2 separate regions of the Mus musculus genome follow, and region 1 is linked to region 2. Evidence: chromatin loops called from intact Hi-C (ENCODE). Cell type or tissue: heart. All regions are shown on one strand. Links, peaks and the distances in the headings refer to the core of each region. The heading gives the core; the rest is flanking DNA.

The links. Hi-C counts contacts between places; a loop is a spot of excess contacts. Peaks named below come from ENCODE experiments on the same cell type or tissue, not always from the same donor. Only the 100,000 strongest peaks of a DNase experiment are listed, where the experiment ranks them.
Region 1: it touches region 2 in a loop (7-fold over the local background); 2 of 42 quality-filtered maps call a loop at or near these places.

What each region holds. Positions count from the first base shown.
Region 1 is chr3:63,415,415-63,420,800 of GRCm38, forward strand. No RefSeq gene overlaps it. Among named protein-coding and RNA genes, the nearest start is that of Gm34240, 21 kb to the right of the region's middle. In heart, for the core only: a CTCF peak has its summit at 4,376; DNase peaks (open chromatin) are centred at 2,057 and 2,557.
Region 2 is chr3:63,481,310-63,486,695 of GRCm38, forward strand. Strit1 (small transmembrane regulator of ion transport 1) reads right to left here and starts at 2,597. Exons shown (of 3, transcript NM_001369306.1): 1 at 2,506-2,597; 2 at 1-72. The coding sequence starts at 2,518. In heart, for the core only: no CTCF peak of the experiment used is centred there; a DNase peak (open chromatin) is centred at 2,622.

The DNA of each region.
Region 1 (5,386 bases), core at 119-5,118, 66 kb before region 2:
TATCACAAGAAACTTAACCAACAAAAATAAATTTGAAGCATGGGGCTCATTTTATTATATATATTATATTGAATAGATATTCAATATATGTATTTGAATGAACACTAGAATATAAAAACTCTATGCCATCCTATAATACAATGAAGAAAGTTATTTTAATTTCCTAAACTCAGACATTTCCACAATCACTTGAGCTTGGAATCCATAACATTTCCACAATCACTTGAGCTTGGAATCCATATTCACAGCACAATTTTTTTTTTTTTGATTATTCAAGTCAGGGTTTCTCTGTGTAGCCCTGGCTGTCCTGGAACTCACTCTATAGACCGGGCTGGCCTCAAACTCAGAAATCCGCCTGCCTCTGCCTCCCAAGTGCTGGGACTAAAGGTGTGCACCACCACCACCCGGCTCACAGCACAATTTTACTATCTTTAAAAAGTGCAGTGAATGGAATTGCTGTCTGGAGACACATGATTTACATGTGGTTCGGGTCCGTCTGACATGTTAAAACAAAGTTAGTACTACCAGGGCATGTAAACCAATGGAACAGAGTGGATGACTCAAAAGTAAACCTGTAAGATTCTACAAGATACAGGCAGAGACAATACTTCCTGCACAGAACTCCTGTAGCACAGAACTAATCCTAGGAATTGACAAATGGGATTAGATAAAACTAAAAGGCTTGTGAAAAGCAAAGAAAACAATCACTTGAATGAAAGCTAGCACAGATCAGGAAAACAATATCTTTATTAATGATAGATCAGAGTATCAATATCTAGGATCAATGAAGAGCTACAAAACTTAAGCAGCCCTAAAACATTGTCCTTGTTGCTTGCAGTCAAAAGACAAAATCAAAGAATACATTTACTTTGGAGTTCTTAGCCTTTTGATATAGTGTTACACTGAATAGATGGGTTTTTTTTTTTTTTTTTTTGTTCTTGAGGCTTTAAATTTTATAGATGATAGATAGGTAAGTAGGTAGGTAGATAGATAGATAAGTAGATAATTAGATAGATAGATAGATAGATAGATAGATAGATAGATAGATAGATAGATAGATTTTTTTAATGACATTGCTTGAGGGCACCACATGAAGGAGCTTGGTTTGCCCTGGTCCACACTCTGAAAAAAAATGTATCTAAAGGTCCTTCAATCCATCTATCAGAATCTTTTGGGAACAAAAGATTGCCCTAGTACTTTTTGTATTTTGATGGTAATTCTGCTTCCTCAAGAGGGAATGCTCTGACTAGACACGACGTACTTAGGTGATTCCATGTGAACCTTCTCCACATTTTAACTGGTCAATAAAGACAACAGAAGCCAATCACTGGGTGAAGGATATGTGGGATTTCTGGGTCCCAGGAGGAAGAGGAGGAGAAAGAGAGGGAGATTGGGCCAGGCTGTGAAGCATGTAGTTTACTGTCTGGTTTTGTGTCAACTTGATACAAGCTGGAGTTATCACAGAGAAAGGAGCTTCAGGAAATGCATCCCTAAGATCCAGCTGTAAGGCATTTTCTCAATTAGTGATCAAGGAGGGAGGGTCCATTGTGGGTGGTAGCATCCCTGGGCTGGTAGTCCTGGGTTCTATAAGAAAACAAGCTGAGCAAGCCAGGGGAAGCAAGCCTATAAGTAACATGCGTCCATAGCCACTGAATCAGCTCCTGCTTCCTGGCGTGCTTGAGTTCCAGTCCTAACTTCCTTTGGTAATGAACAGCAATGTGGAAGTGTAAGCTGAATAAACCCTTTCCTCCCCAACTTGGTTCTTGGTCATGATGCTTGTTCAGGAATAGAAACCCTGACTAAAACAGATAGGAAGCGACAGACATAGTTTGTAGAGGCTGTGGGGGATAAGGGGGATGGGGCAGGATATTCTTCATCCAGCTGTTGTGTCATCTGGATGGTTTTAAAGTATTAAGACTGTCTGATGTTTTCAATCAGCAGCAACTCAGGTGGACAAGAAAAAGGGCATAACGTCAGGCAATCATTAGAGGTTTGGCAAAACTAGCTGTGGGCACTGGGTGAGATGGCTTTTGTGACACTGGGCAAAGAACAGAGACCAGACTGAAGTGTCTTGGCAAAGCTAGTCATGGGGGCTGGGTGAGACTGCTGTTGTCACCACTAGGCAAGGAGCAATTGTGCACTTGAAAATTACATGCAACACTGTTTGTGTGTGCTGTGTGATGGTCTACAGCACTTTTAAAATTTGTTTCACCAAAATATTACTTTGCTTTAATGTGCTATTCAGCTGATGTCTCTTTTTTCCAGCTTTATAACTTTAAAATACATATATTTATATTTAAAATAAAAATATAGCTCTGCACTGTTCCTGCCAAGGAAGAGATTGTCTCCAGGGAGGGCTCTGACCCTGGGGATTCAGGTGAAATCTCCATTTTCTCTCAAGTGACTGTCTAAGGTGGGACTAGCCAGGAGCACACAGGCTGCAGAAGCAGCAGAGCTACTGAGCAGGGTCCTTCCTGCTTCTATCTGTACCCAGGAGTTGGGGCTGTTCCACAGCCCTCTGTGCACTGTTTCTGCCAGAGGATGGCTTGTCTCCAGGAAATGCTATGACTCTAGGACTCAGGAGAGAGCTGGTCTCAAAGGAGTGCTGACACAGGCTTACAGACACACAGGAGGAACAAGCTCCAGTCAGAGACAGCAAGAACATCTAACATCAGAAATTACCAGATGGTGAAAGACAAACACAAGTATCTTACCAACACAAACCAAGACTACTTGGCATCATCAGAACTCAGTACTCCCACTACAGCAAGTCCTGGATACCCCAACACATCAGAAAAGCAAGATTCCAATTTAAAATCATATCTCATGCTGATGATAGAGGATTTTAAATAGGACATAAAAAATCCCCTTAAAGAAATACAGGAGAACATAGGTAAAAAGGTAGAAGCCCTTAAAGAGGAAACACAAAAATCTCTTAAAGAATTACCAGAAAACACAACCAAACAGGTAAAGGAATTAAACAAAACCATCCAGGATCTAAAACTGGAAGTAGAAACAATAAAGAAATCACAAAGGGAGACAACTCAGGAGATAGAAAACCTAGGAAAGAGATCAAGAGTCCTAGATGCAAGCATCACCAACAGAACACAAGAGACAGAAGAGAGAATCTCAGGTGCAGAAGATACCATAGAAAACATTGACACTACAGTCAAAGAAAATGCAAAATGCAAAAAGATCCTAACTCAAAACATCCAGGAAATCCAGGACACAATGAGAAGACTAAACCTAAGGATAATAGGTATAGAAGAGAGTGAAGATTTCCAACGTAAAGGGCCAGTAAACATCTTCAACAAATTATAAAAGAAAACTACCCTAACCTAAAGAAAGAGATGTCCATGAACATACTAGACGCCAACAGAACTCCAAACAGTTTAGACCAGAAAAGAAATTCCTCCTATTACATAATAATCAAAATACCAAATGCACAAAACAAAGAAAAAATATTAAAAGCAGTAAGGGAAAAAGGTCAAGTAATATATAAAGGCAGACCTATCAGAATTACATCTGACTTCTCACCAGAGACTATGAAAGCCAGAAGATCCTGGGCAGATGTCATACAGACCCTAAGAGAACATAAATGCAAGCCCAGGCTACTATACCCAGAAAAACTCTCAATTACCACAAATGGAGAAACCCAGGTATTTCATGACAAAACCAAATTTACAAAAACGTCTTTCCACAAATCCAGCCCTTCAAAGGATAATAAATGGAATACTTCAACACAAGAAGGGAAACTACACGCTAGAAAACGCAAGAAAGTAATCTTTCAACAAACCTAAAATAAGATAATAACAGGAAGCAACAATTTATTTTCCTTAACATCTCTTAATACCAATGGACTCAATTCCCCAATAAAAAGACATAGACTAACAGACTGGTTATGTAAACAGGACCCAACATTTTACTGCATACAGGAAACCCACCTCAGGGACAAAGACAGACACTACCTCAGAGTAAAAGGCTGGAAAACAATTTTCCAAGCAAATGGTCCAAACAAACAAGCTGAAGTAGCTGTTCTAATATTGAATAAAATGGACTTTCAACCTAAAGTTATTAAAAAAGATAAAGAAGGACACTTCATACTCATGAAAGTTAAAATCTATCAATATGAACTCTCAATTTTGAACATCTATGCTCCAAATGCAAGGGCATCCACATTCATGAAAGAAACTTTACTAAAGCTCAAAGCACACATTGTACCACACACAATAATAGTGGTACACTTAAACACCCCGTTCTCATTAACAGACAGATCATGGAAACAGAAACTAAACAGAATCACAGTGAAACTAACAGAAGTTATGAACCTTTGTGTTTCAGTGACCTAGCCCAGTATAAATTTTCAACTACAGTCCAGTGTCTGAATTGCAGCTACTCTGAGAAGGGACCTACTCTGCCAGAGACTCTGACAGCTTCACCATGCTTGGCCCACAGATCACCTGCCTCTTCCAGTTTTCTTTCTGAAATACAAATCTAATAATATCACTTTCTTTTTGTTGTTACTGTGACTTCCTTGTTATATTTGGCATAAAGTCCAAGCTAGTTAATTGGCATGGAGTTATGAACTTTTCTCTGTCTCATATACAATCTGGACCCAGGCATTACAGAGGTGCTTAAGTACATCTGTGTTTCAACATTTTTTTGTCATAATATAATGGTTTCTTTCTGCATTGCCTTCTTTTTGATGTCCAGTAGTCACTACAATGTCCATCTGGCAGAAGCCAACTCAATGTCACTCTGAACTTCATGGGTGGCTTCTTCAGAGTAAACATCTGCGGATGACTGACTTGTCTCTATTTTCCCATAACAGCGCTCATTTGACATGATATCATTCCACAATATTTATATTTTCTTTTTTAACCTGAAGCAAGCTTTACAATTACAAATTAGACAAGAAAAATGTTTAAAACCATTCTCAGCAGTGTATATTTGAGGACTATGTTAAAGTTAACATGTGTTATAAATTTTATATTATAAAATATTTCACAGAAAAATATATAAAATTAATAGAAATACATATTCTTGTTGATATATGTCAAGAATTAATGAAAAAGGAAACTATGAATTTGAGAAGAATGAGGAGAGGTATATGGGTAGGCTTGAAGTTATTATAGTTTCAAAATACAAAAGAAATGATTTTTAAAAATATATAAGTAATTCAATTACAGGTACTTCCCCACCTTGTAAGCCCAAGCATTCCAACCTACTGTCAGGTCTTCTCACTTCTAATAAAGCCGTTAGCCACAGGATGTTTGGAAATAAAAGACAAACACCCCATGCCCACCCCTGCTGAACCAACGCGCATCTCTTATTTTTCTAGTTCCTTATTTTAGGCTTTTAATTCAAATGTAAGAGAATAGTGAAC
Region 2 (5,386 bases), core at 135-5,134:
TAACGATGATGCAGCCTACAATCCATCCAACCAGGAGAAGAATGGGAACTATGAGGTGTGGTGATGTTGACTCTGCTTAGAAGCAATGAAAACAGATGCACTAGATCCTTTTGACATTCAACTTTACAAAGCAAAATAATAAATGATCTCTGGCGGAGGTGAGGAAAAGCATGCAACAATTGGACTCATACATAAGTGTTTTTGTCTTATTTTCTTCCGAAGGCAGCCTGCAAATGAATTATAAGCCCTGGATATTTGAAACAGATATTTGGGTTAAAACCAGAGTCGGCCTTTTATGTTCCATGACCTTGTGCAATTTTGAACTTGAAGCTTCCAGCTGGGTGGTAGAGTTTGTAGTTTCTCTGTCCTGGTTGCTTCCACAGTCAAATGATTCAGTGTGTGCAAAGCTTTGTAAACTTGAACCACGGTGCCTATGTTTAGTGTATACAGGACATACTCATGAGTTTGTTCAGTGATGGGCAGCTGTTTACACAGCAACAATCCAATATAACTGTGAGGTAGTTCCTACTAAACTGAATTACTTATAACATACAAGATTAGATTGTTTTGGAAATTATTCTTGATCTCAATAACTGACTTTAATCTTGAACTTCACGGGAAAAGGAAAACATCATTCCTTACATAATCACCATCAGAAAAAAATATTTCTTTAAAGTTAATTATTATCACCGCCAGCACTGAGCTTGGCTGTATGGGCAATAATAATCCAACACAGAGGAAAGACACTTGTGTAATGATTCTTGTACCTCCTGCTTGTGTCTAGTTTGTAAATTTATATTCATAGGTTACTATAATACAATAAACATGCATGCATATACCCCACCCAAAAGATTGAAAAAAACTCAGAAAGACATCTTATAGAATTAATGTCAGACTAAGACATACTCTTAATTGAAGAGCACAATGAGTTCCTATGCCATTAGCTAAGAAAGAGAATGGGTGTTCTTAACAAGTGCAGTCCCGTTACAATTTCCATCACTTCAAATGTGAAGGGTTGTTAATGCTATTAAAATAAAGTCACCGGGACATGTGGTACCTCTAAAATTAGAAGATACTTTCATAATAGCCAACTTTCTGAAGTTTAACTGAATCTTAATAGATTCAATGTTTTTGAAGTCTCTCTTATCTGAAAAAAAAAAATGGGATTCCCTTGCTTCTCCGAATTGTGCAGAATCCACCAAAGGGAGAAACCTCCTCCTCCTCCTTACCTGACGGTGCTGTTGCTTTAAGGGTAAAGCAAACATTATGAGACATACTTCACTCTCATTTGGGAGAAAGAATTTTTTGTGAATTAAGAGACCATTAGAGTGAAAGTACATGACAGTATTCTTTTTAATTATTCATGTAAGTGATATAGTACTTCTGTCAATTTCAATGAACTTGAAAATGCATAAACATTCCAATTAAGTATAAATGTTTAATGTATGTGTATTTTAATAAAATTTTATAGCACATGTTTTAATAAAATTTGCATGTCATTGAGCTCTAAAAGTAAATATCCCTTTATTTGTTATGCATTTTAAGACATTGTAACAGTCTGTGCATTTTAACCAAGTACAACTGCTTTGGTCATCTTTTTAGCACCAATATTTTTTTTCTACCATAAATTAAAACATCATTTGGAAATGCTAATACATGAAACTCAATGTACTTCCCAGGTTGCTTATATCAATGGCACAAATATCAATAAAACTTCTCTTTAAATGCAAGAGCTTTTTCAAAATGCTTTACTATTTGTCCAGTTCCAAGCTTATCAAACTGGCTACCACTGGAATTTCTCTTAGGGTCACTTCATTGTGGAGGAATACATGGACACATACTAATCCTCACAATCTCCATTTCCTTAGCTAGAAAACGGAGGTGGTAATATATGTAAGTCTCACAAGATTGTTGTCAGGATTGAAAGCTAAGATTTCCATGTATGTATTTTAAAACTGATTCTGACAAAGATATATTCAGTCTGTCGATTTTGTCATATTGGAATCAGTTATTTTATATAAGCATATAAATATGAAATAATGTTTAAGAATTAGAAAATTTAATTCAGATATGAGCATATCAGAGATGATTAAGCTCAATATTCTTATTTGACAGTCATAATATAGACTCAGAGCAGTGAGAGAGCCTCTCCAAACTCACACGGCCATCCTGCAGACCTGACAGAGCACTCAACTGTTCTTGCTTCTGGCCCAACAATTCCCAAGATCTCAGAGCTAGTTCAATACTGAGAAATAGTAGTTCACAATTCACTTTTCCAAAAAAGCGTGTATGAAATTATTATGTTTCACTGATCATTTCAAAATTATTCATCTTACAAACATGATCCAAAACTGCATATTTAATGCTTTTGCAGCCACATCAGAATATGTAGCTAATGGTTCTTTAACATAGATCCTACATTTCTCAGGGTCCAAATGCTAAAAAATAAAATTGACTAATCTGAAAGCTATTTTTGCCAAGAAACCTCTATACTTTTCAGCTTACCTTTCTCAGCCATTATTTCTATTGTTGGGTGGCTTAGTCAGGGCCAGGAGTCTTTCTTCCTTATTGTTATCCTGCACCTCTTTGAACTTTAAATAGAGAGATATCTGAAGAGTGTGGCAGCTGCTGCTCTCCTGCTGCCAATCGTCTACAGGGTGACAGGAGTCATTGGAAAGCACAACTCCTCTTTCTCCCATTTAACCTTTATTGTGGAGAAACAAGAGACTATGTATGTATATGACCTAAGCAAGTGAGCAAGCTGAGTTTTCCCAATGTACAGATACCCAGATTTTTATTTGCATAACATTTCATACAAGAACAGAATGTTCGATGAAAGGATATGCAAATTAAAATGAAATTGATAGTTTTCACCCTCCTAAGAGGGAGGGTGAAATATCAGTTAGATTTGCAGTTGGAGAGACTTGGGTTCAAATTACAACTTGCAGCTTCTGTAATGAAGTCCAAGCTCACTAGCCAGGGTACCAACTTGATTTCAGTGGCAACAGCATTATTTACTCTAATGGCTATTCTTGGTTGTCACACAAGCACGTTACAAAAAGAAGCTGCCCAAATGCCTATGGTTTCAACTCTTGTTATAATGTTGTCTGTTAACAAGCATATACCTATAGACTCATGGAGAATTCCTTATTTTTTATTGACTAAGAAGGGAAGACTAGGATCTGTTTTACTGATGGTTCTGTTGTTATGCAGATACCACCCTAAGTGGACAAATGCAACATTAAACCCCTTTCTGTGGTCACCCTAAAAGAAACCCACGAAGGGAAATCTTCACAGTGGACAGAACTTTGGGTAGTCTACATGGTCATACATTTTGTTTGTTAGGAGAAACAGACAGATGTGCAATTGTTCACTGATTCGTGGAATTTGGCAAATGGATTGGCTAGAGGGTCAGGGAATAGGAAAGAGAATGTTTGAAAATTTGGTGAGAACCACATCTGTGGAAGAAGTATGTGAATCCTTCTTTCCAAATGGGAAAAGGCTGTGAACGTGCTACTACCCCATGTAAGTGCTCATCAAAAGCTGACTTCGGTAGAGGAGAAATTCAATAATAAAGTATATAGAATGACTTATTCTATTGACTGTCAACCTCTTTCCTCACCTATTCCTGGCATTGGCCAATGGGCCCATGAGAAAAAATTGCCATGGTAGCAGAGATGTAGATAATAATACATAGTCTTCCAATCACCAAGCCTGAGCTGAGTGCCAGATCTACCAACAGCAGAGACAAAAATTAAGTCTCAAATACAGTACCACTGACCAGGATGACCAACCAGTGACCTGTTAAGAGGTTGACTATATTCAACCACTTCCTCCATGGAAAGTATAACTTTGTCCCTGATGTAGTAAATACTTATTCAGGTTATGGATTGCCTTTCCTGAATGTAACGCTTCTGCCAAGACTACCATCTATGGACTTACAGAAGGCCTTGTCCAACATTGTAGCTTTCTACACAGTATTGATTCTGACCAAGAAACTCACTTCATGAGTATGGAATCCACTGGTCTTACCTTGTTCCTCTCTATTCTGAAACAGCTGTGCAGATAGAAGTATGAAAAAGGCATTTTGAAAACACAATTATGGCATCAATTAGGTGTCAGCATCCTGGATGGCTGGGCTGGGGTTCTCCAGAAAGCAGCATATGCTTTGAGTCAGCCTTCAATATATGGTATAGTTTCTCCCATAGCCAGGATCCACGGGTCCAGGAATCAAGGAATAGAAAAGGAAATAGTTCCACTCACTATTCCCCCTAGTGACTAGGGAAACATTTGCTTCCTGTTCCCACTACCTTAAGTTCTGCTGGCCTATAACTTTTGGTTCCTGGAGGGCCACTCCTGCCAGGAGTGACAGCAAATGTTCCATTGAACCAGGAACTCAGACATCCCCCTGGCCACTTTGGGTTTCTTTTGCTTGCTTGTTTTGCTTTGTTTAGGTTTGGTTTTTTTGTTGTTGTTTTGTTTTTTATTGAATATTTTCTTTATTTACATTTCAAATGTTATCCCCTTTCCCAGTTTCCCTCCCTCCTGGAAACTCCCTATCCCATCCTCCCTCTCCCTGCTCTATGAGGGTGTTCCTCCACCAACCCAGCCAGTTCCACCTCCCTGTTCTCAATTCCCCTACACCAGGGCATCAATAGAGCCTTCATAGGACCAAGGCCCTCTCCTCTTATTGATGCAGGACAAGGCCATCCTCTGCTACATATGCATCTGGAGCCATGTGTGCTCCTTTGTTGATGGCTTAGTCCCTGGGAGTTCTGAAGGAGTCTGGTTGGTTGATATTGTTGTTCTTCCTAGGGGTTGCAAACCCCTTCAACTCCTTCAGTCCTTTCTCTAACTCCTCTATTGGGGACCCTGAGCTCAATCCGATGGTTGGCTGCAAACATCCACCTCTGTATTTGTAAGGCTCTGGCAGGGCCTCTCAGAAGACAGCCATATCAGGCTCCTTTCAGCATGCACTACTTGGCATCCACAATATAGTGTCTGGGTTTGGTAACTGTATGGGGTGTCTAATGCTTTAAGACAACAGACTGAGAAAAGAATAACAGTGATAGGAAGAATGGCTGATCCTGATTACTTGGGGGAAATTAGGTTGATGTGGAGACAATGGAAGTAAGAAAGATTATATCTGGAGTGCAGGAGATCTTTTAGGGCATTTCTTGGTGCTTCTATGTCCTGTTATTAAAGTCAATGGGAAACCACAAATGCCTAATCCAGACAGGATGGCAAACGGCACAGACACTTCAGAAATGAGGGTATGGGTAACTCCTCCAGGCAAAGAGTCAAGACCTGTTGAGTTTCTTGCTGAGGGAGGGGTAAAAATGGAATAGGCTGTAGAAGATAGTTTTAAATACCAGCTGAGGCCTCA